Linked DNA regions of Homo sapiens: region 2 is linked to region 1. A link is a loop called in an ENCODE intact Hi-C map of the cell type or tissue named here. Cell type or tissue: CD4-positive, alpha-beta T cell. All regions are shown on one strand. Each heading gives the region's core, and the rest is flanking DNA. Links, peaks and the distances in the headings are about the cores only. Region 1 has its middle 35 kb from the start of INTS6L. Region 2 overlaps INTS6L (integrator complex subunit 6 like).

Region 1 (15,879 bases), core at 3,138-11,137:
GTGTGTGTGTGTGTGTGTGTGTGTCAGGGATTTTAAAGATTGTCTAAAAATCTGTGGGGGCTGGAAAATCTAAATTCTGTAGGACAGACCAACAGGCTGGAGACCCAGAGAAGAATTGAGACAAGTTGATACATAAGATTAATCACCATATACCCTCATGCTCCACAAGAACTATTTGAAACATTCTCTACTCTTGTTAACCTTCAGTCATAGTAAAAAGGACTTTGATTCCTACTCTTCAGGGAAAATGGCCATTTTCAGTCAGGAAGTCCCTCACCTTTCTGCCTTCATGCCATTAAAAACCCACCCACCCCAGCCGTGATCCTTGCCTCCTCTCTTCCTGGCACAGAGGAAGGGAAGTCACTCCTAAACCCAGTCTCCCCATCTGTACTCTGGGTTTTAATTATCACTGCATTTTCAGAACCTATATGGTGTAAGGAATATGGTGGTCCTTCCTTAAGCATATGTTGAACGACTGAATGAATCCCTTCCTAAGCCCTTTCTTTCATTCTCCCCTCTTTCCCTCTATCCTCAACCTCTCCTTCCACTCTTTAATATTTCTCTGTAGTATTTAAACAAACTGAAGTCTTTACTACTATGGAATTGGCAACCTTGACCATGTTTCTTCTTTGCAAAATAAAAATTGTATAAAAATTGTATATATTTAAGATGTACAGTGGGATTATTTGATATATGTATACATTGTGAAATGATTACCACAATCAAGCTCATTAACATACTCTTCACCTCACATATTTACCCCTTCTTTTATATGTGGTGAGAACATTTAAGATTTATTCTCTTAGCACATTTTAAGTATACAATACATTTTTTGTTGTAGAAACGAAGTCTTACTATGTTGCTCAAGCTGGACTTGAATTCCTGGGCTCAAGGGATCCTTCCATCTCAGCTTCCCAAGTAGCTGGGACTACAGGCATGTGTCACCACACCCAGATTACAACTTATTATTATTAACTGTAGTCACCATGCTGAAGTGTTGATGGGGAGAGGAGAGGGAAAAGTGTTATGGGAGCACTTAAAAGGAAACATTTAGTTCTACCTATTGGAAAGGAGAGAATCAAAGAAAATAGAGACAGTGAGAGTTTGATTGTGTTGTAGACATCTATGTATTGTGCCTGCACCTAACACTCTCCTGGGCACATGGAAAGCACCCAGCAGTTGATTGTTAGTTCACCATTCTGTCTCTTCATCAGCTAGGCCATTTAACAGATTCATTTTGGCCAAGGAATGCTGTATTAGTTATGCTGTGGTAGCAACACTAAAAATCTCACTGTCTGACTACAACAAAATTTAATTTCTTGCTCTCATAAAATCCATTGCAAGTCCAGGTGACACTCTGAGGCAGCTTTCCTTCATGTGGTGACTCAGTGGTGCCAGTTGCTTTGATTTTGTGGCACCCGAAATCTCTATACATGCTTCCATAATCACTTCAGGCATGGGAAGAAAGAGTGGAGGGTCTCACTCAGACAATTAAATAACGTAATCATAAAATGTATCACTTTATCTCACAATTCATTGGCCAGAATAAGTCACATGGTCTGTCTCAATAGCAAAAGAGAATGGGGGAAGTGGAATCCCTCAGTGTGCTCAGAAGGAGGAGAACCAACTAGACTAACATTAGCTAAGTGAATGCTAAATTTCACTTAAATAGATTTATTTATGCTATGGACTAAACGTTTGTGTCACTCCCCAAATTCATATATTGAAATCTAATCACCAAGGTGATTATATTAAAAGGTCCTTGGGGTTGATTAGGTCATGAAGGATCTGCCCTCCTGACTGGCATTACTGGCCTTATAAATGAGGCCCCAGAGAGCTGCTGTGCTGCTTGCACCATGTGTGAAGACGTATAGAAGGCACTATCTATGAGGAACAGGCTCTTACCAGAAAGCAAATTTGCTGGTGCCTTGATCTTGGACCTCCCAGCCTCCAGGACTGTGAGCAATAAATTTCTACTCTTTATAAATTACACAAAATACTTTGGTTGGTGCAAAATACTTTAGGCTGGTGCAAAAGTAATTGCGGTTTTGGACCATGAATTTTGAATCATTATAACTAGGCTCAAACACATCTTTATTAATCAAAATAGGAACCATTACAATTGATATAGGATTTAAGAAGAAATTACTTAGGTAGATAGTAAGGGTATGGGAGTCCCCAATAAGGCTTTTCTTTTTAATGAAAAGCAGCCCCAAATTATTTTCCTTTCTAATGAAGAGCAGCCTGTAAAATTAAGCTGCAGACACAGATACCAGCAGTTGTGCCAATCATGTTCAAGACGGCAGCTCCATCTCCCCTTCTGTCAGCCACTGGTGTACAGTAAGAAGCAGACAAGATGGCACCGATCAACTGGAATACCCATTTGCATAATAAGATTAGGGTGGGGCGACCCTTCTCCCACGCACTATGTAGACGTCATAACTGATTGAACCAATCTGTGAGAGCTATGTAAATCAGACACTGCCTCCTCAAACTGGACTATAAAACTCAGCGCATTCGCATCAGCAGTCCTTTTTTTTTTCCTCTTGGAGACCCTCTTTTGGGCTTTCTCAACATGAGGAAGCTTTCTCTCTCTTTTCTTCTTTTTCTGTTAAACTTTCTGCTCCAAAACCCACTCCTCTTGTGTGTCTGTGTCCTGAATTCCTTCTCTACTGAGACCAAGAGCTAGGGTATATACCCTAGACAATGGAGCTGTTTCACAATCAACACATTTTTGCCAAAGAGAAATAAGTTTGTCTATTCCTGTAGCATAAAAATCCATGCTTTGGGATTCGATGAACTCTTGGAAAGTATTTTCTGCCTCCTGCTGGTTGTGGAAGCATTTTCCCTGCAAAAAGTTGTCGAGATGCTTAAAGAAGTGGTAGTCAGTTGGCAAGAGGTCAGGTGAATATGGCGGATGAGACAAAACTTTGTAGCCCAATCTGTTCAACTTTTGAAGCATTGGTTGTGCAACCTGTGGTCGGGCATTGTCATGGAGAAGAACTGGGCCCTTTCTGTTTACCAGTGCTGGCTGCCATCATTGCAGTTTTTGGTGCATCTCATCAATTTGCTGAGCACACTTCTCAGATGTAATGGTTTCGCTGGGATTCAGAAAGCTGTAGTGGATTAGACAGGCAGCAGACCACCAAACAGTGACCGTGACCTTTTTATGATGCAAATTTGGCTTTGTGAAGTGCTGTGGAGCTTCTTCTCCATCCAACCACTGAGCTGGTGGTTGCTGGCTGTTGTATAAAATCCACTTTTCTTTGCATGTCACAATCCAATTGAGGAATGGTTCATTGTTGTTGTTATGTAAAATAAGACAATACTTCAAAACGACGATTTAAAAATTTTCGGTCAGCTCATGAGGCAACCACTTACAGAGCTTTTTCACTTTTCCAATTTGCCTCAAATGCCAAACGACTGTAGAATGGTCGACGTTGAGTTCTTCAGCAACTTTTCGTGTAGTTGTAAGCGATCAGCTTCTATGATTGCTCTCAATTGGTTGTTGCCAACTTCTGATGGCCAGCCACTAAGTTCCTCATCTTCAAGTCTCTCGTCTCCTTGGACCACCACCACACTGCACGTTCGTTAACAGTTCCTGGGCCAAATGTATTTTTGGTGTTGTGAGTTGCCTCTGTTGCTTTACAACCCATTTTGAACTCGAATGAGAAAATCGCTCAAATTTGCTTTTTGTGTAACATCATTTCTATAGCCTAAAATAAACAGCAAGTAATAAGACATTAGCAAAAATAAATAAATAAATAATAAAAATAAACCGAGGGCCCATTAAAATGATGTCTAACATAACCATATTATTTAAGAATGTATTCCAATATTAAACCGCAATTTCCAACAATGCAAAAACCACAATTACATTTGCACCAACCTAATATTTTATTATAGCAGCCCAAACAGACTAAGTCAATTCATGATTATTTGTGCTAAGTCAGTCTGTTAGCTATTGTGTTGACAGAGGCAACTACTCAAATATTTGGGCTTAGATGCTTTTGTTACAGTTGTTTTCCCTGACTGGAAACTATGCCATCACCTGTTTAGTGTATTGAGCCAACAATACTGTCATCTGGCGAAACGATTACATTACTTTGAGCCACTGTATTATCGATGATGTCACCATTTGGAAAATGTGGTTTGTATATGTTGCGAATGAAACAAGACAAACAGCCAAGTGACAGATCCAGGACAGATCTACTATGCTCTGTAGGTCTTTCTTATCAGATGAAGATTTTCTTCATTTGTATCCTTTGATGGGCGATTCAGCTATTTCCTTGAATTAGGTTGTCGTGCAACTTAAGTCACATCCATTATCCAGCTCTATCTATATTTCCTATATACAAACTCTATGAAGTTATATACCAAACGTACATCTGGTGTGTGTTCCCAGAATGAGTGTCTAACATGCCAGGCCCTGAAAAATGACCCTAAAAACCTTTTGAGAATATATGCAGGTTATATGGAAGAATGAGAGAGGCCAATTAGCATTAGCTTCCTAATTCACCCCAAATATGGATGCTTAATGTATATTGATTATTGGAAAAATAAGATATCCTTTTTTTGTCTATCCTAGTATGAAAAGTGTAAAAGTTTGATAGTATTAAAGAGGGTGTGAACAAGCCAGCACACTCTGGCTGAAAGTATAAATTGGTATGATATTTTCAAAGGGCAATTTGGTAGTATCTGTCAATTTGGTGGTATCTGGTAAAAGACGACTCATAAGACCCAGTGATGCAACATTTATAGTGCCAGACATTTTTCCTGTAGAAACATCTCCACAAATGTGCAAAGATTTATGTATAAATATATTTATTGCATCATTGCTTATAATAGAAAAAAAATGAAAAGAACTCATATGTCTATCCTTAGAGGAACTGAGAAAAATACACAAAGGTGCATTTTAAAAAATTAGGTGGATCTACATGTACTGATACGCAAAGACAATTTGTGCTGTATAAGTCATTTAATAAAGCAAACTAAAAACAGTATGAATCATTTGTTTAAAAAAATAGTTCTGTAATGTTAGAAAATTTTGGAATCAGTAAATGATATTAAGTTAGAAAAAAGGTAAAACTTTTCTCCAAGAAAACAATATATTTTTATATATGTACTTTATATATGTACATATATACACATATAAAATACATATATACTTTATATATCTATTTTTATATATGTATAAATATTTTTATATATAATAAAACTGTTTGAATAAAAGCTGACTTCTGAGAAAGTCCTGATCTACTCTGTAACTCAGGAAATAGATTTGGCAGCTCTTAATGTGACCAGACAAGTGTAGCAGAGTGGAGCTTAGCAAAAGGCTCTGAGCAATTAAAGCTGCAGAATAATTGACCAGGTGCGGTGGCTCATGCCTGTAATCCCAGCACTTTGGGACGCCGAGGAAGGAGGATTGCTTGAGCCCAGGAGTTCAAGACCAGCCTGGGCAACATAGTAAGACCCTGTGAAGAAAAAAGCTGCAGAATAATTACCAGCCATCAGAGCTTCTGATGGAACCCACTCCTCTGTACTGTCGTCTTTGATCTGCTCTCAAGCCCTAATCCAAATGCTTAGCGCTTTTGGTACAAGAGTACAGTTCTGATGAGATGACTCTCTTTAAAACCATCCTTGGCTACCTACAGAATAAATCCAAATCATTTAGTGTGGCATTCAGGGCCCTATGCTATTTTCCAATTGTAAATCTCAACCCAATCAAAAGGCCTGTACAGCATAATGTTTAAGAGTTCAGGTTTTAGAGTGGGGATGGTTAATGGGTCCAAAAACATAGATATAATGAATAAGATCTAGCATTTGGTAGCACAGCAGAGTGACTACAGCCAACAATAATTTATTGTATATTTTTAAATAACTAAGAGTGGAACTGGAATGTTCCCAACACAAAGAAATGATAAATCCTTGAGGTGATGGATGCCCCAATTACTTTGATGTGATTAGTACACACTGTATGCCTGTATCAAAATGTCACATGTACCCCATAAATATATACAACTTTTTTCTCATTAGAAGATTTTATTTCTTTTTTTTAATCTTTTTTTTGATTTGTTTGTTTGTTTGTTTGTTTGTTTTGGAGACGGAGTTTCACTCTTGTTGCCCAGGCTGGCATGCAATGGCAAAATCTGGGCGCACTGCAACCTCCACCTCCCGGGTTCAAGTGATTCTCCTGCCTCAGCCTCCCAAGTAGCGGGGATTACAGGCACCCGCCACCATGCCCAGCTAATTTTTTTACTTTTAGTACAGAAGGGGTTTTGCCATGTTGACCAAGCTAGTCTTGAACTCCTGACCTCAGGTGATCCACCTGCCTCGGCCTCCCAAAGTGCTGGAATTATAGGCGTGAGCCACTGAGCCTGGCCTTATCTTTAAATTATTATTTTATTTTATTTTATTTTATTTTATTTTATTTTATTTTATTTTATGTTCCAGGATACATGTGCAGGATGCACCGGCTTGTTACATAGGTAAACGCGTGCCATGGATATACACCTATTTTTTTTTTTTTAATTAAGAGTTCAGGCTTTAAATGCTTAGCCAGATCTAGGATTGAGTGCTCTGCCTTATCACCATTTCAACGAATCTTAAACTATTTGTCCTTTGAAGCCAAATTCACCAATCTTTTCTCCATACCCCCTTCTTCCCAGATCCCTGTGAGAAAGCATGAAACTGTCCTTTCCCTGAACTCCCACATGGTTGTGTCTATACTGCTCTCAAGGCACTTGCACTTTTTTACTAAGTAATTTTTTGTTTGTTTTTTGTGACTTCCGTACTAAAATGTCAGGCCCATGAGAGTGGGACTCCACCGCCATCCCCATAGCACCCAGCATATTGCTTGCACATGCCAGGCTGATAGTAAATATTTGTGGAATTAAATGAATAAATGAATGAATGCATTTCCTTTTTGCAACAGTCTCAACAATTTACATATGCTACCAGCAAGTGGCAGTAGTCTCCTTTGGCTGTTCTGCCATTCAGCAAGCTGCTGCTCATTAGAGCCTAAAATCATTCTACAAGTAATGCAATTCCCAGTTTTAGATAGTTTGGCAGAGCTGAAAGTGCTGAAATCAGAATCTAGTAATTTGAGCTTTTAGCCCCAGATCTGCCACTGACAAGATATGTGACTTTCAAATCAGTCCTTTACTTTCTGGATATTTTTCTGCATCTGCAAAATGAAGGATGGGATGATTTCCAGAGTTTGACATTCTGTGATTTTCATACCCTGCAAACTCAAGATAATGAGAGCTATGGATTCTTGGCTTGTTGCCATCGTCATTTTTTATCTCTTGTAGAATGTACTTAAGATAAGGTCATGGACAGAGGTATTTCCTTAGAAATTCTCTCTAAATGATCTTTCCTTGTTTGGATGTAATGGAAGATCACCAGGGCCTAACCATCCCTCCCTGACTAGTGTTAACTCTCACGACGAAAACAGGTAGTGATTCTTAGAAGTGAAGAAAGACGAGGATTAGGGGAGGAGGTTCAGTTCAAGAACCATGGGATCAGGCAATGTGGGAAGGCTGGGAATCTGCTGATTTGATTCCCAGAAGGATCTCTACTGTATCTGTTTCGAAACCTCTGTTTTGATTCTGCATGAATGTGTTTTTAAAATTATATTCTGGGGAAAAGGAGTAATTACTTTTTATAATTACTATGGTAATTTAACTATTTAATGTTTTTAAACCACAGTTCTATTTTCATCAATAAAATACTGTCCCTAAAACACTATTGGAGAGTGGACGGCTCTCGTAATATAATGCTAAGTGAAATAAACCAGATTAAACTTCTATAGACAATATGATCCATTGTGTTTAATTGTAACATATACACATAGAAAAGGAGAGAAGGCTCCCTATCAAGGATAGGAAGCAGGAAGCCAGACACTGGAGCAAAACGGCACACATTTTAGAACCCAGGGTAACTTCAGGTAAGCATCAGGAGAGAAAAAGTCTTGCTGTGTAGGTCGGGTTTTAAAGGCAAGAAGGGACAAAGGGCTGCCACGTTATTTAGAAAAAAAAAAAAGATGCACGTAATTGAGGTTCTGTATTTGATTAACAAATATAATGGATATCACATTCAAAGTTTTGTTACTTAGATGTAACAAAGGTAAATATTATTTTGATAAAGAGTTGAACTTGGTGTAGAAGTCTGGTTCTAGCTACAAGAAAATATCTTCACTCTTTTCTTATTACCTTGTGGCAGAGAGTGCAAATTACTGGAACAAAGAGTAAATTTGGAATAAGGATCTCCTCTGAGAGGGAAACTAATAGGGAAATAAAAATGTTTTCTAGTTACAAGAAACAACTGATTTAACTTTACCTTAACCAATGATATCAATGCATCTTAAGTATGCAGGAGAGACAGACAGAAAGTTTTCTGTGCATGTGCAGCACTGTCTAGGAGAAAGAAACAATCTCGTAATGTAATGCTAAGTGAAATAAATGAGATTAAACTTCTATAGACAATATCATCCATTGTGTTTAATTGTAATGTATACACATAGAAAAATTAGTGGAAAAAAACATACAAAATATGTTCACAGTGTTTATGATGGAATTTTACATAACAGGCAATTTTACTTTTCTTCCGTATAATTTTCTTTAACTTTTGAATTCTCTGTGGAACTAATAGAACGTTTACAATGTAAAAAGTAAAACTGATATCAAGGCTTATTATGTTAATAGTGAAAAAGGCAGGTATGGCTAAGTTTCTCTGGATCCTTGAAGCCCATCTTGCTGCCCATACTCCAACAGATTCCCAAGGGTAGGATATAATCACAAAGACGCCTCAGGAAAGAGCCTACTTATTGCTGAATCGCTTAAAGTATTAGGTTGGTGCAAAAGTGATCACGGTTTTTGCCATTAAAAGTAATAGCAAAATCACTTTTGCACCAACCTAATAGTTACTTACCTTGGTAAACTGGCCTGCTGTGTGTGAGGTGAAAGGACCCTTTTTTCCCCTTGAGCTTAAATGAGCTTAGATGAGAAGTAAAGCCTAAGCAGGTACAAGACAGATGTTTTTTTTTTTTTCTCCTTGGCCCACCCTGGTTTCCTTTTTGGGTAAGGTCAAGGCAGCCTGCTTATAAAGAGGAGACCACCCTGGCCTGTCTTGTCATACCAACCACATGAGTTGCAGGGGCAGGGGAGATCACAGAATGGAGAGAACTTGCACTGCACTGAAGAGGTTAGCCCTAGTCCTGTTCTAACTAAAATCACCTGACTCTTCCCGGAGAAAGCTCTAACACCTAGTAGGGGAGGACATGGGAGAAGCCTGGCCTTCTCCTAAAGCAGGGATTCCCAAACTTTGACGATGACCCCAGTACACACATACCACACACTCCCACACACACACCTGAAGTAAAACTTTCACAAAAAATACGTAATCCTCAGGGCTGGCTTCCTAGGCTTGTGGCCTGTTATAGTAGCACAGGGCCACACGCTCAGAAGAGCCGCATAGTTGGTTTAGTGTTCTACTACCACTGTCTAGGAATCTTTAATAATTTTATTTTTGAACTTGTGTTTTGTAAATGAAGTCAAATGCAACAGTGGAGCACGCACATGAGCAGAGTAGATGCGGAAAATGTGTGTTTCTTGTTCCCTCATTTACATACAGTGTTTGTGATGCCCCCAGAGAACACAACTGCAGTGAACTGGCAGTGCTTGGGAGTTCAGCAAGTCTCAAAGGGAGAAGAAGATGTGTTCCCTCTACAACTAAGGCGGGGTGGAGTAGGGTAGTGACAGACCAAAGAGGTCATGCTTACCTTTTGAACAAGATCTTGTTTCATAGACAGAAAGAATTCAATGCAATGGGATTCTAAGAAATATGAAAACCGGCCAGGCGCAGTGGTTCACACCTGTAATCCCAACACTTTGGGAGGCCAAGGTGGGTGGATCACGAGGTCAGGAGATCGAGACCATTCTGGCTAACACAGTGAAACCCTGTCTCTACTAAAAATACAAAACATTAGCCAGGCGTGGTGGCGGGCGCCTGTAGTCCCAGCTACTCGGGAGGCTGAGGCAGGAGAATGGTGTGAACCCAGGAGGTGGAGCTTGCAGTGAGCCGAGATCGCACCACTGCACTCCAGCCTGGGCCACAGAGCAAGACTCCGTCTCAAAAAAAAAAAAAAAAAAAAAAAAAAAAGTAATATGAAGAACCCTATTATATCCTATGGTGTTACTTTCCTGTATTAGCCAACCAGTTATGCTGAAGATGATGACATAGAAAAAAAGGGAGAAGATACATCAACCCTTTCTCTTTCATCATGCCTTACTCACCAGTAAACCAAAGGCAGAGACTATTTTTAGTATGTGTAGTATGTGCATGTATCGGAAGTGAAACAAAAACACTTCAATTCATTTTGTGCAGTGTTTCCACTGTTCTGGTAAAAGCTACAAAATATAAACTGTGTAGTTTTGGTGATTCTGCATGTAAGTTAAGTGCTTTTATATTTGTGTCTTTGAACTGGCCTTGCCTAATAAAGATTAACAGTAAATTTTATGTTAATAATTTAATTTTTTTTTTTTTTTACTTAGGGTTGGAATAAATAGCAAATAAAAATACACTGTGGCAGTCAGGCGCAGTGGGTCTCGCTTGTAATCCCAGCACTTGGGGAGACCGAGGTGGGCAGATTCCTTGAGTTCTGGAGTTCAAGACCTGCCTGGGAAACATGGTGAAACATGTCTGCACAAAAATTAAAAAATTAGCTGGGCATGGTGTGCACCTGTAGTCCCAGCTACTCGGGAGGCTGAGGTGGGAGGATCGCTGAAGCTCAGGAGTTCAAGGCTGCAGTGAGCCGTGATTGTCCCACTGCATTCCAGCTTGGGCGACAGAGTGAGACCCTGTCTCAAAAAAAAAAAAAAAATCCCCAATATGGCTGGCAAGTCAAGACAGAGACTGCAGAAAAAAGAAAAAAGCTTTATATTTGAGTCCCTCTAGCAACAGTATTTTCTGCCTTTTAATCAAGGAGCCCCATATTTCTATTTTGTGGTGAGCCCCAAAAATTATTTAGCTGGTCCTGCCTATAAGGTATGAGATCCATAATACTTTCTACTCTGGTCTTCTCTGTTTTTAAGTGTTACTCATGGATACAAACACATAGAAATGATAAATACTTAAGGTGATGGATACCCCAAATACCCTGGCTTGATCATTACACGTTCTATGCCTGTGGCAAACAGTCACATGTACCCTATAAATATGTAACACATTATGTATCAGTAAAAGAAAAAAGCCAAGCGTGATGGCTCACGCCTGTAATCCCAGCACATTGGGAGGCCAAGGCAGGTGGATCTCTTGAGCCCGGCAGTTACAGACCAGCCTGGGCAACATGGTGAAATCCCGTCTCTACAAAAAATACAAAAATTAACCAGGAGCACACCTATGGTCCCAGCTACTTGGAAGGCTGAGGTGGGAGGATTGCTTGAACCTGGGAGGTTGAGGCTGCAGTGAGCTGTGATCATGCCACTGAACTCTAGACTAGACAACAGAGCAAGACCCTGTCTCAAAAAAAAAAAAAAAAAAAAGGAAATGGAAAAAACTATAACACATGTAAATACACGAAGAACACAAGAAATAATAATTAATAATGTCATAAAAATAATGCTATCTTTAGTAATCCATATTACTTTAGAATGGTCTAGTCCATGAGTGTGTGAAATAAAAGGAGTCATGTAAATTGGGTTAAAAAATGTTGCTCATGATCCACTAAATTGATTTCATGACCCTTAATGGGTTGTGACAGGCAGTTGGCAGAACCCTGCCCTAGAGGTTAGAGTGCATGGTTAACATTTCCCCAAACATTTTCTCTTCAACTAAACCAAAGTGCTTAGCAGCCAGATCTGGGGTCAGTCAAAGGTGATTTCACTTCCCCTTGAGGGAGACAATTAGAGGTATAAGGAAAGTCCTACCAGCACCTTCGAAAGGCTGCTTGACTAATTATTGTCATGGCTGCTAGAACCAATGAGATGGCTAATTTGGTCCCTCAAGGCCTTATACAAATGTCTCTTTGATCTTACCTCAGAAGTCTCTGTAACCCATCAAAGTAATACTTCAATTAAGTTTATCCCAAGGCTATCCCACGTACTGGGTCAGGAAGTCACCCCCTATTCAATTTCTCATCTAAAATTATGCTCAACTCAGTTATCCAAATAGGGTCACCAGACAGGATTATACAAGGCACGCTAAATATTAACATCCCACAGAGGAAGCTGCATTTCTAACAAAATTAATACTGTGATGGTTCAGAGCATGAGCTTAGAAGTCAATTAGATCAGATACTAATCCTAGCTCTGTCCCTCTCTTGGGCATGTAACTTAACTTTTCTGGGTATTGTTTTACTCATCTGTAAAATGGGAATATTCATATCTATAGTGTTGCTGTAAGGATTGATGTTTGCAAAGTGCCTAATAGCACTTAGTAACTTATAGCTGTTATTATTGCTGCTGTCTTTTCCAACAGAGATATTTAAGTAAAATTATCTAAAAAACATCTTCCTTATACGATTCTGTTTCTGTACTGTTCTGTCCAGCCAGAAGGGTCTTCCTTCAGTACCTGGTTCAGTGATTCTCAACTGGAGGCACTTTGCACACTGGGTGATATTTGACAATGTCTAAAGATGTTTTGGTTGTCATGACACGGGGTGAAGGGTGCCACTAGCATCAAGTGGATAGAGGCCAGGGATGCCATTAAACATCCTACAGTGCACAGCACCCCTTACCCCAGATACACACACAACAAAGAATTATACAGTCCAAAATGTCAAAAGAGCCAAGGTTGAGAAACCCTGCCTTGGTTGAAGCCTGGACCAGCATCTATTAGAAAGTGCATAGCTCCTTCAACACCTCCAAAATTGTTTTTTTCTGATTTTGAACAATTAAATTTTAGATTTTGTGATAATTTAGTCAGACCTGGCCTAAATTTGTCATCATGAAATTTCTAGGCAAATAATTAATAAACAAGATATATGTGTGTGTGTATCTGTGTCTATGTGTGTATATTAGTATAGTGGTGAGGGGTGATGGTGAGAAGTACTTCCTTGAAAGAATTAAGCAATTTTAAGTACTCCAGGAATAAATTACAAATGAATTTTGTCCACCCGTACAATGGAAATCCTATAGGAATCTCTATTAATCTACCTTTTAACCTACTTTAAATTACTGAGTGATTACATGAAATGAAACTGGTGCAAAATTCAACACCTCCAAAATTATATTACTCCAACCCCGTGACTCCTATCTTTCAAAGTTCCCAGAGCTATCACACTATATGGAACGACCAGGGAAAATTTTGATCCATTCATACTACAGAATATGATGCAATCATAAAAGGAATGAGAACGTTAGCATAATAGCTAATATTAATTCAGCATTCACGTGCTTTACATTCAGGATCTCATTTGGTTCCTATGGCATTATGAGGTAGATTCTATTATGATCACCACCACCTCCCACACAGTTTTACAGATAAGGAAACTGGAGGTGGAAGAGGTAAGGTGACAAGTAATTGAGGTTAGTTTCTTGAAACTTGAGAGTTTATTTTTGTTAACCAAAGATAAATAATTGCAGTATGGTGTAAGTCAATTGGGAGAAACAGATTCAACTGGCTTAATATAATTTTAAAGGCCTATATTTCTTCACTTGTGATTTACTTGCTTTAAGATCTTATTTTGAATAGACAGAAACTCTTCTTATTGAATTTCTCATTATTTTGATTTTTTATATATTCACTGGGGAACCATCAGTGCAGGCACCATGGAATGTAATTGAGATATTAAATCCAAGCTAAACATTTGAATACTTATCCTCAAATTATAATGCAGTGCTTCTCAAAGTGTGGTCTATGGACCCATACAATCCCTTGAGACAGTCTCAGGGGGTCCACAAAGTCAAAACTAATATAATATCAAAATATTATTCACTTTTTTCACTATGTTGAAGTTTGCACAGATAGTGCAAAAGCAATGGTGAGTAAAACTGCCAGCCCCTTAGAATGAATCAAGGCAGTGGAACTAAACCACTAACTTGTAGTGGTTTTTGTAGTCTTCAATAACACATTTTATTGTAGTCTTCGATACCACATACTCAGAGGGAAAAAAAGCAGTTTCATTTAAGAATGCCTTTGGAGAAAGAGCAAAAATTATTATTTTTATTAAATCCTTTTATATTGCATAGTAACGAAATGAGAAGTATGCATAACGTAGTTCCACTTTGCAATAAAGTATAGTGGTTGTTTCAGTGGAAAGCACTTGTCTAGTTGTTTGAGTTGAAAGATAAACGTAAAACATTCATTGATATGACTTCACATTCCACATTGCAACTAAACTTTAAGAACTACCAAGCCAAATGACTTCACTGGTGAATTCTACTACTCACTTAAATGTAAATAATAGTAAAACTATATAAACTCTTCCAAAAAGTTGGAGACAATAGAATACCTCTCAACTCATTCTTTGAGGCCTACATTTATCTGACACCAAAACTATGAAAAGAAATTACAAGAAAAGAAAAGGTCTGTGGTTACAAACTAATATCCCTTATAAACTTCGATGCAAAAATTCTTAACAAAATCTCAGAAAATCAAATCCAACAAGATATATTTAAAAAGTGAATACATTGATATCAAGTGTCATTTATGCCAGGGAGGCAAAGTTGGTTTAACATTCGGAAATTAATTCAGTTCACCATATTAATGGATTAAAAAACTAAAAACATATCATTTTCTCAATAGACTTAAGGAAATACTACATCTATTCCCAATTAAAAACAAACCTCTCAGCAAACTAGGAATAAAAAGGAACTTTCCGGACATAAAGGGCACTTACAAAAAAACCTACATATACCATCATATTTAATTAGGAAAAATTAGAGTTTTTCCTCTTAAGATCAAGAACAAAGCAAGGACGTGTGCTCTCACCACTTCTATCCAACAATGTACTGGACATTCAAACCAGTGCACTAAGGCAGGAAAAGAAAAAGCATCCAGATCAGAAAGGAAGAAATTAAACTATCTTTATTTTCAGAAGAAATGATGGAGAAAATCCAGTGTAATCTACAAAGAAGTTACTAAAACTAAGAAGTGAGTTTAGCTTAGTTGCAGGATATAAGATCATTATACAATGTTTTTCTATACTAGGAATGAACAATCAGGAATTAAAATTTAAAATATTATTTATAGTAGCATCAAAAGTATGAAACACTTAGGGATAAATTTGACAAAAAAACGCAAGAGCTGTACACCAAAAACTACAAAACATTGCTGAGATAAATTTTAAAAGACTTAATTAAAGAGGGGAAGAGTGTTTATCACTTGGAAGAATAAATACTGTTAAGATGTCAATCTTCCCCAAATTGATCTGCATATTCAGGGCAACTCTAGACAAAATCTTAACATGCATTTTTATAGAAATTAACAAGCTTGTTCTAAAATTTATATGGAAATGCAAAGGACTCAAAGTAACCAAAACAATTTTGAAAAGAAAAACAAAGCTGGAAGACTTACACTACAGACCGGCCTGCCCCTACATCATCCTGGAGCCTGAGGACAGGCATGCCCCACCTCTGCCACCACCAGTGCTTTTGCATGTCATCTGGGGGCCTGGGGATCACCTGGCCCCATTCACCACAGCTGGCACTTGCATACACGATTGAGATTCCTGTGGGCAGACCTGCACCACCTGCCACTCTATGCAGTTCCCTATACTAGGCTCAAGGCCCATGAATGCCAAGGGGCTCTCCCATGGCTAGGATTGCAGGAATTTATGGTGGTAATGTGTACCCCTGAGGATATCTTGCTTACCTTTTTCCCATGATAGGGAATTTCTCCTGGTTCTGAGCCTATTTTGGTTGAGCCAGCTGCTTTGCC
Region 2 (15,879 bases), core at 4,636-12,635, 51 kb after region 1:
CACCATTGTAGTGACATGATCAAAATGGTGTTTCCAAAAGACAAGTGTAACAGTGGGTTGACACTACGGCAGTCTCGGCATTCATTTACCATATACTTCTTGAACATCTCCTCTGCACCAGGCTCTGTTATAGGGGCCTAAGGTGAAACCAGAAAGATCTGGCCTAAGAAGGGACCAGAATAGTAAAAGACATGGTCCTAGTCATTAAAGGTCTTGAGGATAGTCACTGGAAAAAGCTGACTAGAGAAGGTGGCTTAGGATATGGGAAATGTAAAGAGCAGTGGACTCTTAACCAGAGAATTGGAGGTGAGGGAGGAGGATGCACAGGACTCTGAGAATCTGGTGTGTCTCAAGACTATAACTAGTTAAGACTGGACCACAGAAAGGCTTTGAAACTTGTAAGCTAGATTTTGTACATTTCTTCTGGGATGCAGAGCTCTTAGGTAGAATTGAAGAGAAATAGGACAAAGCTTGTTGTCTATATGCTTGTTTGGTTATAATTACCTTTTAAGTGAGCTAAAGGGAGGGGAGAATAAAAGGCTAGGGAGACCCATAAGTTGTAGTTGAAATTGCCTAGTTTTGTTGCTTGCTGCTTGAGAGCTTTTGGCCTTATGGTTGGGATTGGGGTGGGGGTAGGGAGATGGTGAAGGGCAGGGCACAGGTAAGGAAAGGGCAGATATTTTTTCTTTTCAGTTTGCCTTTGCTTTGGGAAGATAATTATAATTTAGAACACAGGGTTCTCAGTTTCACAGAGTGAAAAAATATGATAGTGGTTCCACATCTCAGGAAGAAATGTGTTTTCTAGAGAAGGGTAGGATTGAAGGACCCTCCTTATGGGAGTGAGAAGGGCAGTGAAGAAAGGAAACTACATGTTTCATTTAAGTTCTTAAATGAAAAAGTCTTTGTAAACATGGCCTCCTCCCGGTTGCCTTTTACCGAAAGAGTGTAAATGAGAGACCCAGGCAGTCCCTTTGTAACTGTGTATTGGGAGCTTGGAACACATTATCTCCTGGATACAATGTTGGAAGTGGTGATTATGTTCCCAGACCTTCCTCCCAGGAACCTTTTTAACCCTTCATGTCACTTAGCCATAGACCTATTGTGTTTATAATTGTTTCTAATGGGAAATGGGTTTAAGTTTCCAGCTTGATTTGTTAAAAACATATTCTTTCTCTCTTCTTCCTCACAACTGGGTGTGGACTTTGGTTCCATGAGGGGTGGGGACACTGTAAAGGCTCCGGCAGAGAGGGTGAGGGGCTGAGGTGGCAGTGGAGGTAGGCGGGGCTCTTCACATATGCCAGTTACTCCTATTCATAGATTGGCTACATTTACACGGTTCAGCATAGCGTCCACTTAGCCACGTATGGTTATTGAGCACTTGAAAGGTGGCTAGTCTGTCAGTGGGTGCTTCAACAGACAGTGTAAAATATAATATTTTGGATATATTAAGTAAATTATTAATCTAACTTGTTTCTTTTTACTTTTTCAATGTGGTGAGTTGAAAATTTGAAATTCCATATGTGAAATTTGCACTATATTTCTATTAGCAGTGTTTGTCTATATTCTTTCTTAAGATATTTTATGATGTTCATATCCTAGGAATTGTTTCTGAAGGAGGATCCTTTCTCTGGAAGTTCCGTTTAAAATGAACACCCCCCCCCCCGACCCACCGCAATAAAAGACTCATTTGTGCATGAAAGGTTATCATACAGTTCAGAGTTGATGGCTTGATAACCCTTGCCTGTGGGGCAAAATATGAAAGCATCCCATTCTTATTTGTATTGAAAGCCAGTTTGGTTGCTTAGTCTTTTGGATGCAGTTGGTGATCCAACTGGTTGGGTTAGAAGTCTTTTCCTGGGCTAAGTATAATGGAATATGTATGTGAATGAATGTAACTGCAGTAATTCAGAATTCTGTTTATAATATGTGCTCACCAGTAGTGCTAAATGTTTCATACTTTCAGTGTTATTAGAAATATGTAACATGTCCGTTGTTTGATTTACATAGCTACTTTGCCCAAGAATTCTCAGGAGCAGCATTCTTTAGGAAGTGTAGGATAAAGGAGAAATACTCTAGTTTGTCATAGTGTAAAACTTAACAAAGGGGAATTTGTATCACTGCTGTTTTTGAGAGCTTTCTTGATGTTCCCCAGCGGAGCCCTTGTCTTATATCATGGCAAGTCATCAGTGGCGTTAAAAGGAGGGAGAGGCCACATGACTGGAGGGCTCCTAGGATTCTTACTTCTGACAGTCGTTAACTTTCTCAAAACTTAATCCTCCTAGTGGAGGTTACAGGAGTGATTAATTGTTATTTTTTGGTAACTATAATGGCTCCCATTTAAGGAATAAGCACCAATGTCTAATTCTGAGGCTGGGTGGATTTATAGATATGCTGATGAATAGCATCTATAAGAGGTAGGACCACTTTATAGCCCTAATTTTGGATCCTCCTAAATCCCATCTTATAGTCGAAGGTGTTATCTAGCTTGTATAACTATCCCTGTATTTCAGATATGATTTGACTTATATTTGCTTCCTTGTAATAATGAACAATCACGAAATAGCCTTCAAATAATAGCAGCTGACATTTATTGAGTAATGCTTAGGTACAGGGCAATGTGCTAATGAATGTAAAATGTTTATTTAGTTTCTCTTCCTAGTCAGTCTGTGTACTGGATTACTAGGTACTATTATTATACTCTTTTTATAGATAAGGGAACCAGGGCCCAGAGAGGTTAAGTAACACAGCCAGTAGTAACCTAGGTCTGTCTCTATTCTAGTCTATTCAGTGATTAACCACTTCACTTCTCCTATCAATTGTGACAGAAAATTCCTTTTGATAACTTCTCACTGGTATTTTCTCATTATGATGCATGTCCTAGAGCCATCATTTTTTAAACATAATTATCATGCTGTTATTTATAGCTGCTTTTAATGTAATAGTGCTTGGCATTGTAGCAAGCACTCAATGAATGAAAATTATTACTGCTAGTGTTATTATTTCTAATATTTCTCTGACTGTTGCTGGGTGAGTATTGTGGTGCATATGTTTGTAAAACACTTTTGCCTTTGATGTCCCACAGTTATGCCCCTACTGGTGACAGATATAGAGTTGTTGAGACTCTCAGTTGATGGAGTATGAAATAGTTGAGGACTGGAGGATGTGAACTGGTGGCCTAGGCTGAGGAGGCCCTATAGGAATAGTGGTAGGTTTGTAAAAGCAGCAGGGTAGTCCTTGGCTATTTATTAATAATAGCCACTAAAAACTGATATGCCGTCTTCACTTTACCAATCTCCTGATAAATGCTTTTCTTATGAGGAAAAGAAAGATATTCAGTGTACTCCACAGTAGCCATTTGTTTTTTCTAATCCACAGCCTCTGGAGGAGGTAGACATGGTTTTTAAAAACGTCTGGAATACCATCATGCCTTTGCAGAGTTTTGTGTATCAGCCTGAGCCTTATCTGCTGGTGTGGTCTTCATTTCAACTACTTCTCCCATTTTCCTCAAGCCACACACCTGTCATAGCCAGATCATTGGTTTTTTCCCCTCCTGTGTAGTTAGATGGCCTGGGGTAGAAGAGTGGATTTTATAGAAGAAGTAGAGATGTCAGTCAGTGGGGTCTTAACCAGAGAAACATTGCATGAAGACTTTTGGGTGATGTGCCAGATGTTTATAGAAAAAGTAGAATTCTATATCTTAAACCATTTTCCCCTGGTTATACTACTCATTAATGCCAGTCGCTCTTTTATTATCTATATCCTGCCCTGTAGCTCAAATAGTTCAGTGAACTTAGTACCAGGAGCCAAACACAGGATTTGAATGCAATTGAACAAAAGTCTTGAAACATTTTTGTTTGTGCAACTGAAAAATAGTACTGTTAAGAAAACTAAATATGATTTATTAAGGTCTTAAGATTTACTGTCGAGCTACTTGGGCAAAGTTACTAATATTCATCCTCTTTGTCCTTGACTACATTTGAAACTAACTACTTCTTCCTTCCAGAAACTTATCACTTCCTATATTCTGTTTCTCCACTCCTCTCTCTGATAATTCTTTCTCTATCTTCCAAAGTCTTTCCCTTGGGGAGTGTATCCTGCTTCATTCGTGGTTCCAAATATTCCGACACACACTGATGCTTCACCATCTTCAGCTTCTCACTCAGGCATCTCAGCTGAGTGCAGGACATCTCCACACATCTCCACTGACTGTCTGTCCTGCTGTCAGCTCACAGTCAGACCTCTTCTGTCATTATTCAGCTTTGTTTTTTCTTTTTGCCTTCCATCTTCTCTGGCTTATCTGCCATCCCTTTGAAATTTCTCTTACATGTGTTCCTTTGACTCAATTTCTGTTGCCATCACTTTAATCTAGGTCCTCATGTTTTTATGCTTTGACCACTGTACCAGCCTTCTAACTGGACTCCCAAGTGCCTCCAAAATTCCTGTCTCCACTTACATCAATTGCTAACTTTCGAAAAAAGTTGGTTTTATCATATCACCCTCCCCACCAGCCTGCCATTCTGAGCTCTCTAGTATCTGTTCCACGTGTCGGTAAAAACTTATTTCCCATCATTTCCCACAGAAGCCCTGCACTGTCTCTTCTACCCTCTGAGTGTATCTCCCCATTCCTGATGCCAGCCCTTAGAACATCAGTTAACCAAAGGAAGAAGAGATACAGAGCCAGGAGAGCTGAAGGCCTGGGGGAGGAGAGGAAGTAAACTGAAATCATTCCATTAAGGGTGTGACTTGAGGGTGAGGACATGACAGAACATGCTTTAAAATACTATTATAATGATGAGAAGTTGCAGAAGGAAGGAGGGTGGGAGCTGGAGTATGACCTTTCGTGTTTGATTAGTCTGAACTCTAGACCAAAATGGTTTCATTTAAATTGGCCTGAAGTTGCCTGGAGGCACTGCTGTTTAATCAGAAGGGCCAGTCCCTCTTTGAATTTTTGTCTCTGCCAAAGACAGCCCACATAACTAGACAGTGGACAATAGGATTCCAGGGAGAATATCTAGCCTTTAATATAGCCATGGCATTGGAAAGTGGAGACCCCCTCCTGTTTTATTTCTTGAAGGAGGATGTTGGCGATATGCAGAGCAAAGCTCTCCACTTTTCTTAATAGCTTACGTAGGTGCGTAAACATTGTAAACTCCCTTTCATAGTGATGCCTTTGAGTTGTGTGTTAGAAGTAGATTTAGGCTATAGCTAGGTACTTTTATAAAATCAGATTTTAAAAAGTGGACATAGTACATCCAGTCTAGTAGATCATACCATCTACTGTCATGTAATATGGCAAACTGTATCATTGTCACTTCAGTAGCTCTGTCAAAAGTGCTGGACTGGAAGGCAAGAGATCCATGTTCTTAACCTGAGTCTGTTACTAATTACACACATGACCCCAGGCAAGTCACTTAACCTTTTATGGTGTCAGTTTCCTCATCTGTTAAATGAAGGGATTAGACTAGATTATTTCCAGGACTCCTTCCGAAAAAGTACAGGAGAGAGTTGTATAACTGAAAGGCAGAAAGTGGAATAATTGAGGCTTGGAATTCAGGGTGACTTAAAAATTACTTTAGGCTGGACATGGTGGCTCACACCTGTAATCCCAGCACTTTGGGAGGCTGAGGTGGGAGGACCACTTGAGCCCAGGAGTTTGAGACAGCCTAGGAAACACGGCAAGACCTTGTCTCTACAAAAAATAATTAAAAAAAAATTAGCCTGGCATAGTGGCACATGCCTGCAGTCCCAGCTTCTCAGGAGGCTGAGGTGGGAAGATCACTTGAGCCCAGGATTACAAGACTGAAGTTAGCTATGTTCACACCACTGCAGTCCAGCCTGTGCCACAAAGTGAGATCCTGTCTCAAAAACAAAAACAAAAACAAAAACAAAAAAACAACTTTTAAATTTTAGAAAACAGGTCCTGGATGTGTTTAATGTGCTATATCACACACTTAGTGGTTACATTGGTAAATGCCACTCCATCTTATTGATGTCAATTCTGTTTGCTGTAAACAATTTAATAACGTTCATGACAGAGTCCTATCAATACTTTGGAAGAGTGAGAGTGAGGGTTTGGTGAACAGACAGACTAACTTTGTATTTTGTTGGGATTTTTAACAATGAATGCATGTTACTTTTACCACGTAAAAAGTAGCTCATAACAATTTTTTTGAAATTATTTATTTTCATTAACTTTTATTTTAAGTTCTAGTGTACATGTGCAAAATGTGCAGGTTTGTTAACATGTGCCATGGTGGTTTGCTGCATAGATCATCCCATTACCTATGTGTTAAGCCCAGCATCCATTAGCTATTCTTCCTGATGCTCTCCCTTCCCCCACCCCCATTCACAGGCCCCACCCAGTGTGTGTGGTTCCCCCCATGTGCCCATGTGTTCTCATGGAAGAATTTTTCCTAAAAGAATTAGTCCTGGGGAAAGAGGTGCTGTGTAATCTTCAGAACGTAATAAATGGCCATTCTGCTATCTCATATGTTCAACACTTTCTGCAATGCTTAGGTGGCTTAGTCTCACTCCTGTCCATGTATGTTTTTTCCAAGGCCAAAAATTTTTATTATTTTGTGTATCTGTCCATAAATGAGCCAAAATGTAACTAACTGAATGTGTGATATGCACAATAGCAGTTTTTTTTCCTGATAATAGGTATTAGTTGATAGCTGCAGTTGAAATAGTCTGAGACTGGGAAAGGAAACTTTTCACATTTAAGTATGACCAAGTTTAGTAAGTTCTAAGATGTTTCTGCTTCAGTAGCAGTGCAATTGACTTTTGGAGGGAGGAGAAAAGCTTCTAAAATTATTGGTTTCTACGTGTTACTGTCCACTGGTGAAGGTCAGATTTCTTTGGATATTATCATGTTTTCCAGTAAACTTTGAGAAGTGTGCTGCTTCACAATTTTATCCTAATTCCCTGGGGTAATAATTGAAAACTTCATAAACATATTTTTAAAATTTTCTAGATCCTTATGATTGTTTATATGCTTAAAAAACTTCATACTAGATATTAATTTAAAGAGGTCAGTAAAACAAAATGGTGAACTATGTGTCAGTGGAATCAAACTGTGAATCATTTCTTTGCCCAGTTTCGTTAAAATATGTGATCATGTGAGTCTTTAACTGTCTGCTGAAGATCAGTGCAGCAGGCCACAGACTGTTAAATACATTTCTGCAATATATCGGGGGAGGTCAATTTCTTAATATCTTTGTTAAAAAGTAGAAGACGCAAGTAAACTAGATTTCATACATGTAGTCTTGGTTGGTAGTATCTCCTGAAGCATGTGGAGGAAAATTGGTAGATCGAAACAGAATGATAGCATTCAGAGTTCTCAGGGAGAGAACCGATTTAATCAAATAAAATGGGCTTTGCACATTTCGGCAAGTTCAAGACACTAAGAAAAGCCCTTGGGGAAGTAACTTTTATAAAACTGAATCCAAGAGAACTGGTTTTTCTTTTCTTTTTTTTTTTTTTTTTTTAAATAGAGTCTTGCTCTGACACCCAGGCTAGGGTGTAGTGGCGTTATCGTAGCTCACTGTAGCCTTGAACTCCTGGGTTCAAGCGATTACCACTTGGGGCTACAAACACATGCCACTATGGTTGGCTAATTTGTATGTTAATTTTTTGTAGAGAGAGGAGTCTCGCTGTGTTGCCCAGGCTGATCTTGAACTCGTGGGCTCCAGTGATCCTCTCTCCTCAGCCTCCCAAAGTGTTGGGATTACAGGTGTGAGCCACTGCACCCAGCCTGGCTATCCTTTAAAAAGTAATTTTAAAGCTACACTATACATTTAAAACACAGAACACTAAAATACCTCCTTTGAGCGTTGAAGTATATTAGTACCTTGAGTAAAGTGAGAAAAGCACAAAAAAAGTGAAATCTGGCCAAATTGTTGGAGTATCAGGGAAAAAGTTGTGTCAGGGTCAGAAAATATAAGCAAGAAGGAAGTTTTTAGGGGAGGTACAAGAAGGAAGACAGTTCCATTCTTATAATGATATAATGTATTCTTAGTGTGTACTTTATAATTGTAACAACCTCCTTTATAGGTGTGCTAGCTGTAAAAATCATTTTACAAAGATATTTCAACAGTTTAAGGTGATTCAGCTGTCACAGTGTTCTGTTACCTAAGAGAGCAAGTAAACCTTGTCTTTGTTATCAGAATTGGAGTCCATTTTAATTGTGAGAAGAAAATTCCTGAAGTTGAGAAGTTTTAACTTGCCCAAATATTCAGGGCAAAGACCAAGAGAAAAGTCATTTGTCTCCTCGGGAGACAGAGATGATTGGAAAAGCAGGGCTTCTTATTTTTCATGTCATTCCATCTCACTGGTGAGTTTACCAATGCAGGAACAGTTTGTGATGACAGAGATGACAGAATGCTAAGTTGAAGAAGAAAGTGAGTTGGTTGAAAAATACTGTTGGAATTGATTTATGCAAATTTTCTGGGTTGTTTCAGAGCAAGTTTTCCCCAAACTTATGGAGAGCAGATGGAAAAAGGAAAATAGTTTATCTTTCAACAAGAGAAATGATGGCCCTGCTAAATTTAGACTCTGGCTTTAACTTGTGACATCTGGGAAAATACTCAAATCTGTTAATCATTTAGTTTGTATAACCACCTAGAAGAGCCCAATGTCCAGGATAGACCTCTAACATGGGCTTACAAATGGCAGATATTACCAGGCTGATTTAATTTCCTTTAATAAAAGATAAAAAGTCTTGTCAAGGAGAGGAAAGCAACATGCATTGGCTTTCTGGATGTCAACAAGGTTTTCCTTCATTCATTGTGAAGAGCTTGCTAACAAGCTAGGAAGATTTGGACTGGACTGCACTGCTCCTCAGGGGAATGTCCAGATAGGCTGCAGGATGTATGTGCCTAAAACAGGTCAGTGCAGTGGCTCAGCACCAAGTCAGGGGGACACCACAAATGGAGCCTCCCAGCAAGAAGTTTTGTCACTGCTGTGTGAAGGAGCCTGGCTTGTGAAAATTCATAACGTACAAGGATTCTTTTTACTGTTTGGAAAGATTCATTGCCAGTCCCTTTAAATAGCTACCACCCTAGAGAATATTAATCATTCAACTATTTTTTTTTATTTATAAATAGTCAATTCACATACAGTTTGTAAGGGTTACTTTTCTTGTGGAAAGTTAGGTACAGCTGCCCTAAATATCTTTATCGGTTACCTTGGCTGGGGAAATTAACAGCATGTTTATTAAACTTGTACATTATACTGTGTTATAACATTATACCATTTTCCAAATATTAGTAAGGTCGCTAACATTTTGGAAAAGGATTACAAGTGACCTTTAGAGATAGAACAGGAGTTTTTCAGAAAGGCCTCTAACACCACTCCCACATCCCCTTCGAGGACAGTTGATCTGCTTTTATCTCTTTTACTTGTTCTTAGTTCCTGGCAAGATTTCAATGGAGGAAAAGGCTTCTCTATTTAAAAAAAATAAAAATCAATGAAAATTAATGAATCGGAGAAATGGCCTGGCTAAAATGGGATGAAGTTCAGTATTAGGATACTGAGGGATACTAAAGTTTAGGGGAGCCACTAAATAACACTCCTTCATTTCCCTCCTCCACTTGAAATCTATTGAGAAGTAAGACACAGAAGCCAGCCAGAGTTCCAAATTACAGCTTTATTCCTGATCAAAGCTGGAGGAAAGGATGTAGCCTACATGTGTGTTCTGAAAAGCTTCCAAGTAGTTCACATATTGACAGACCTACCCTATGGGTCTGTTGTAGGGGTGGAACCTACCCCTTTAGCACCACATGTCAGAGAACATACCAGAATATTCAAAAGAGCTTCAGCAACAGGCCTGCAGAGAGCATGCCAGTTTCCTGTTTGCAAACCAACCAGTCAGATGAGAAGGTGGAAATGTGGGTGCAGAGGGTAATAGAAAATATTGCTTTTAGGCTTTGCCCTTCTGAGGAGAAAAGTGCAAATTCTCTCCTTCCTGTGGTGATGTAAGTGGAGAATAAATAGCTAGTGGCTAGTCAGATCAAGCTGGGACAAGAACCCAGGTCACTGATAGAAAGGCCCATGTTTTTCTGTTGGTATGAAAAGACATTTTTAGTTGACTATGGAAACTTAAACCCGATCTGAATTAACATATTGAATTAACATTTATTGAGACAGGAGGTGTTCTCTTTCTGTAAGTCAGATTTACATGAAGGATTGTTACAGGGTGTAGAATTATAAGATACATAAGTCTGATTTATATTAAAGGAACGTATAGAATTATAGGATATAAAAACTGCAAGGGACCTTAGAGTTGGTTTTTCAGCCCTTTCATTCCTTGGGTGAGGAAACAGCCACAGTGGGATTAAGTGACTTACTCTAGACCACTTGCCAAGCGAGTTAGTGACAGCTAGGAATAGACTAGGCCCTTCTAATTCTTAATTCACTGTTCCCCACACCTAATTGTTCTGTACTTAGATGTCAGGGAAAGTAGGCTTAAATTAAAATGAAATTTGAAAAATTTATTAAACTTATAAACTAATCTAACAAGACATATTTGTGAAGTGAATATAGGCTTACCATGAAGATAGTGCAGGTTCAATTCCCAGACCACCACAATGAAGTGAGTCACAAGAATTTTTTGCTTTCCCAATTCATGGAAAAATTATGTTTACACTATACTGTAGTCTATTAAGTGTGCAATAGCATTATGTCTAAAAAACAATGTATACACCTTAATTTAAAATACTTTGTTGCTAAAAAAATGTTAATGATCAACTGAGCTTTCAGCCAGTCATAATCTTTTTGCTGGTGGACAGTCTTGCCTTGATGTTGATGGCTGCTGAGTGATCAGGGCAGTTGTTGCTGAAGGATGGGGGTGGCTGTGGCAATTTCTTAAAATAAGACAACTATGAACTTTACCGCATCGGTGAACGCTTCCTTTCAGGAAAGTTTTCTCTGAAGCATGCAGTGCTTTTTGATAACATTTTACCCACAGTAGAACTTCTTTCTATTTTCTTTTATTGGAGTCCATCCTCAAACTCTGCCACTGATGTATAAACTCAGTTTATATAATATTGTAAATCCTTTGTTGTCATTTCAACAATGTTCACAACATCTTCACCATGAGTAGATTCCATCTCAGGAAACCACTTTATTTGGTTATTCATAAGAAACAACTCATTCATTAAAGTTTTATTATGAGATTGAAGCAATTCAGTCACATCCTTAGCTTCACTTCTAAATCTAGTTCTCATGCTCTTTCTACCACTTATGCAGTTACTTCCTCCACTGGAGTTTTGAACCCCTTAAAGTCATCCATGAAGGTTGGAATCACCTTCTTCCAAACTCCTGCTAATGTTGGTATTTTGACCTCCTCCCATGAATCACGAATGTTCTTAATGTCGTCTAGAATGTTGAATCATTCCCAGAAGGTTTTCAACTTTTCCCAGACGCATCACAGGAATCACTATCTATGGCAGCTATAGCCCTACAAAATGTACTTCTTAATAGCCTTACAAAATGTATTTTTTAAATAATAAAACTTGAAAGTCAAAATGACTCCTTCACCCACGGGCTGCAGAATGGATGTTGTGTTAGCAGGCATGACAACAACATTGATCTCCTTGTACATCTACATCAGGGCTCTTGGGTGGCCAGGTGCATTGTCGATGATCAATAGTATTTTGAAATGAATCTTTTTTCCTGAGCATTAGGTCTCAAAAGAGGGCTTAAAATATTCGGTAAACCATGCTGTAAACAGATGTGCTGTCATCCAGGTTTTGTTGTTCCATTGCTAAAGCACAGGCAGAGTAGATGTAGCATAATTCTTAAGGGCCCTTGGATTTTCAGGATGGCAAATGAATGTTGGCTTCAGCTTAAAGTCGCCAGCTGCATTAGCCTCTAACAAAAAGTCAGCCTGTCCTTTGAGGCTTTGAAGTCAGGCATTGACTTCTCCTTTCAAATTATGAAAGTCCTAGATTGCATCTTCTTCCTATAGAAGTCCGCTTCATCTACATTGAAAATCTGTTGTTTAGTGTAGCCAATCTCATCAGTGATCTTAGCTAGATCTTCTGGATAACTTGCTACAGCTTCTATATCAGCACCTGCTGCTTCACCTTGCACTTTTATGACATGGAAGTGGCTGCTTCTTCTAGCTTCAAAGTTTTCTTCTGCAGCTTCCTCACCTCTCTCAGCCTTCATAGAGTTGAAGATTCATTCCATCAACTCTAGGAAGAGTTAGGGCCTTGCTCTGGATTAGGCTTTGGTTTAAGGGAATGTTGTAGCTGATTTGATCTTCTATCCAGACCACTAAGTCTTTCTCCATCTCGGCAATGTGGCTGTTTTTCTTCTTACTCCTGTGTTTCCTGAAGTAGCATTTTAAATTTTCTTCAAGAGCTTCCTTTGTATTCACAACGTGGCTAACTGGTGCAAGAGGCCTAGCTATCTCAGCTTTCGACATGCCTTCCTCACTAAGTTTAATCATTTCTAGCTTTTGATTTAAAGCGAGAGAAGTGCAACTGTTCCTTTCACTTGAACGCTTAAGAGTCCATTGTAGGGTCACTAATTGGCCTGATTTCAATATTGTTGTGTCTCAAGGAATAGGGAGGCCTGAGGAGAGGGAGAGAGATAGGGAACAGCTGGTCGATGGAGCAGTTAGGACACATACAACATTTATCGATTAAGTTCACTGCCCTCTTATGTGGGTATGGTTCATGGTGCCCCAAAATAATTACAATAGTAACATCAAAGCTCACTGATCATAGATCACCATAAAAGATATAATAATAATGAAAAAGTTAGAAATATTGCAAAAATTACCAAAATGTAACAGAGAAACACAAAGTGAGCACATGCTGTTGGAAAAATGGCACTGATAATACAGGGCTGCCACAAACATTCAATTTGTAAAAAATGCAATATCTGTGTGGTGCAATAAAGCAAAGCACCATAAAATGAGGAATGCCAATATACATAATGTGTGGAAGAGTGGTTTAAATTGGTGGGCTCTGAAGTTAGGCTATCTGGATTCAAATCTTGGCTGTGCCATTTCCTAGTTGTCTGGCCTGGACAAGTTACCTCGCTTTCCCAAGCCTCAGTATCCTCATGTATAAAGTGAAGATAGTAACAGCACCTACCCAGAGGGTGGTTGTGAGGTTCATGTAAGAAGGATGTATATTACATGCTATGCTTAGTATAAGTGAGTTCCTAACATATAAGCACTGATAAATATTAGCTATCATTAGTCATCATCATGATTATTTTACCTTGGAGAGACTTAAAATTTGACCTGTGAAGATAATAAACCCTTAGCTTAGGATTCTACCCATCCTAAGTTACTCCTTTGTCCTAAACCTCCATTCTTTAGGCCTCTTGTAATCATCTTTTACTGTCTATCCTTTGGCCTCATGCTCTATCACCAAGTCTGTCCTATTTGTTTCACATGTTTCTCATTTAACTCTTTCATCTGCATTTCCATCCTAATTCAGGTCTTGATTCCCCAGGTGTGGCTTACTATTCAAGCCTCCTAGCTGCTCCTCCTCCTCCTCCTCCTCCTCTTCCTCCCCCTCCTCCTCCCACCCCCTTTTTTTTGAGACAGGGCCTGGTTCTGTCACCCAGGCTGGAGTGCAGTGGCATGATGGAGTGCAGTGGCATGATCATGGCACACTGCGGCCTCCACCTCCTGGGCTCAAGTGATCTTCCCGCCTCAGCCTTCTGAGTAGCTGGGACCACAGGTGCACATCACCATACCCGGCTATTTTTGTGTGTGTGTATTTTTGGTAGAGACAGGGTCTTGCCATGTTGCCTAGGCTGGTCTCGAACTCCTGAGCTCAAGCAATGTGCCGGCCTTGGCCTCCCAAAGTGTTGGGATTACAGGTGTGAGCCATCGCGCCTGGCCTCAAACCTCCTAGCTTCTTCTGACTACAGCTTCACTTTCCTGCAGGCTGTCCTGTATGTCACTATCAGACTGATTTTCCTGTTTACCCCTGCCTTGGATTCTGTAGTGTGTCTACTGTCTGCTGCTTTAAGGCCAGGCTCTCATACCTGACCTTCAGGTCTTTTAGGAACGTCAGTGTCCAATAGAAATATAATGTCAGTCATACACATAATTTAAAAATTTCTACTAGCCACATTAAAAAGTAAAAACAGGTAAAATTAATTTTACTAAAATATTTTATGTAACCAAAAATATCCAAGACATTATCATTTCAACATGTAATCAATACAAAAATAATGAGATTTTGGCATTTTTTGTTCTGCATCCTCAAAATGCCAAATGCATTCTATACTTACATCACATCTCGATCCAAACTAGCCACACATCAAGTGTTAAATAACCACATGTAGATAAAAGCCACTGTATCAGATAGTGCAGCTGTAGAATGTGACTTGCCACCACATAAACAAGACATAACTATGTTTCACTTCTTCCTTGTTTGTTAAAATAGGGATGTTAATGCCATGCCTATTTTATAGGGTTGTCCTAAGCCAATGTGAAGTGTGAAAGTGCTTTGTAAGCAGTAAAGTTCTGTAAGAATGTATGGAAGTTATTATCAGGAGTGAAGGTTTTTACTAACATAAGAATACAATATCTTTGGAGTAAAGTAATTTAAAAGAAAAACCCATATTAAGGAGGCAAATTAGCTGTCCTGAATTCATTTGTGAAAAAAATTAACTCTAAGCAATGAATGGAGAGTGTAAATGTATACTCACTATCTCTTTATAATTATCTTTTTGGTAGAAATTTATCACATTAATAAGATTCTCTAAATACTTCAATAAATCTGTGGGCCTTTTTTCCTTCAGCATGTTGAGCAATGGACATAGGGACATTTGGTTCTTCTCTTGATATAGGGAGCTGGACCCCTACCAAAGAGTTCATTGCTCTTGGTAGTAAATGTAGCCTACATACTTTGTAGTACTGAGGTAGGAGTGGCATTAAAATTTCCCATATCATCCAATTCATTGCAAAGAATAGGAATTAACCTACAAACAATGTCAGAGATTTAGATACAGAAACTATTAATATTTGGGCCGGGCGCAGTGGCTCACACCTGTAATCACAGCACTTTAGGAGGCCAAGGCAGGCAGATCACCTGAGCTCAGGAGTTCAAGACTGCCCTGGGCAACATGGTGAAACCCTGAATATACTAAAATATAAAAAATTAGCCAGGCATGGTGGCACACGCTTGTAGTCCCAGCTACTCAGGAGGCTGAGGCACAAGAATCGCTTGAACCTGGGAGGTGGAGGTTGCAGTGAGCCGAGATCGTGCCACTGCACCCCAGCTTGGGCTACAGAGTGAGACTCCATCTCAAAAAAAAGGAAAGAAAAAGAAAAAGAGAGAGAGAGAAGGAGAGAAGGGAGGGAGGGGAAGGAAGGAAGGAAGGAAGGAAACTATTAATATTTGTAAAATGCTTTCATTTCATATTCTGTATTCTGACAGATTGGTGAATAGCACCACTAACGATAAGGACACATTATTTTAAATAAAGATGAGTCATAAAGTGGTACCCAAATCTTATCCTAGCCCTTTACCAAACCAAATAGTCCACTAATTTTTAAAAATTATACCTTGAACTACCACATGGCCCTTCAGGTGTTCAAATTTAATATATAACCTTTGTTACCAGTGTGGAAATAAGATTGCTAAACGAAGTGACTCCAAAAACAAGAATCAATTTTATATAATGGCTTCAGGGTAAAGGACCCCCGCCCACCATTTACAAGTTTGCCAAAGCCAGAAACTTCAACATAATGCATGACCTTTTCTTTCTCACCTGTCCCTCTAATTAGCTACTAAATCCTTAGGACTCCTCCTCTGAAATACTTCCTTAATCTGCAACCTCCTCTCCATCCCCACTGCCCTAACTCAGCCTTTCATCACTTTTCTCGTAAGCTCTTTCAGCAGT

The links. Peaks named below come from ENCODE experiments on the same cell type or tissue, not always from the same donor. Only the 100,000 strongest peaks of a DNase experiment are listed, where the experiment ranks them.
Region 2: it touches region 1 in a loop (2.6-fold over the local background); 14 of 110 quality-filtered maps call a loop at or near these places.

What each region holds. Positions count from the first base shown.
Region 1 is chrX:135,477,861-135,493,739 of GRCh38, forward strand. No RefSeq gene overlaps it. Among named protein-coding and RNA genes, the nearest start is that of INTS6L, 35 kb to the right of the region's middle. RefSeq lists an enhancer at 11,697-11,746. In CD4-positive, alpha-beta T cell, for the core only: CTCF peaks have their summits at 6,969 and 7,171; a DNase peak (open chromatin) is centred at 6,971.
Region 2 is chrX:135,527,215-135,543,093 of GRCh38, forward strand. The region is part of intron 2 of INTS6L (integrator complex subunit 6 like); the gene reads left to right. Among named protein-coding and RNA genes, the nearest start is that of INTS6L-AS1, 14 kb to the left of the region's middle. In CD4-positive, alpha-beta T cell, for the core only: no CTCF peak of the experiment used is centred there; no DNase peak of the experiment used is centred there; H3K27ac peaks cover 992 bases.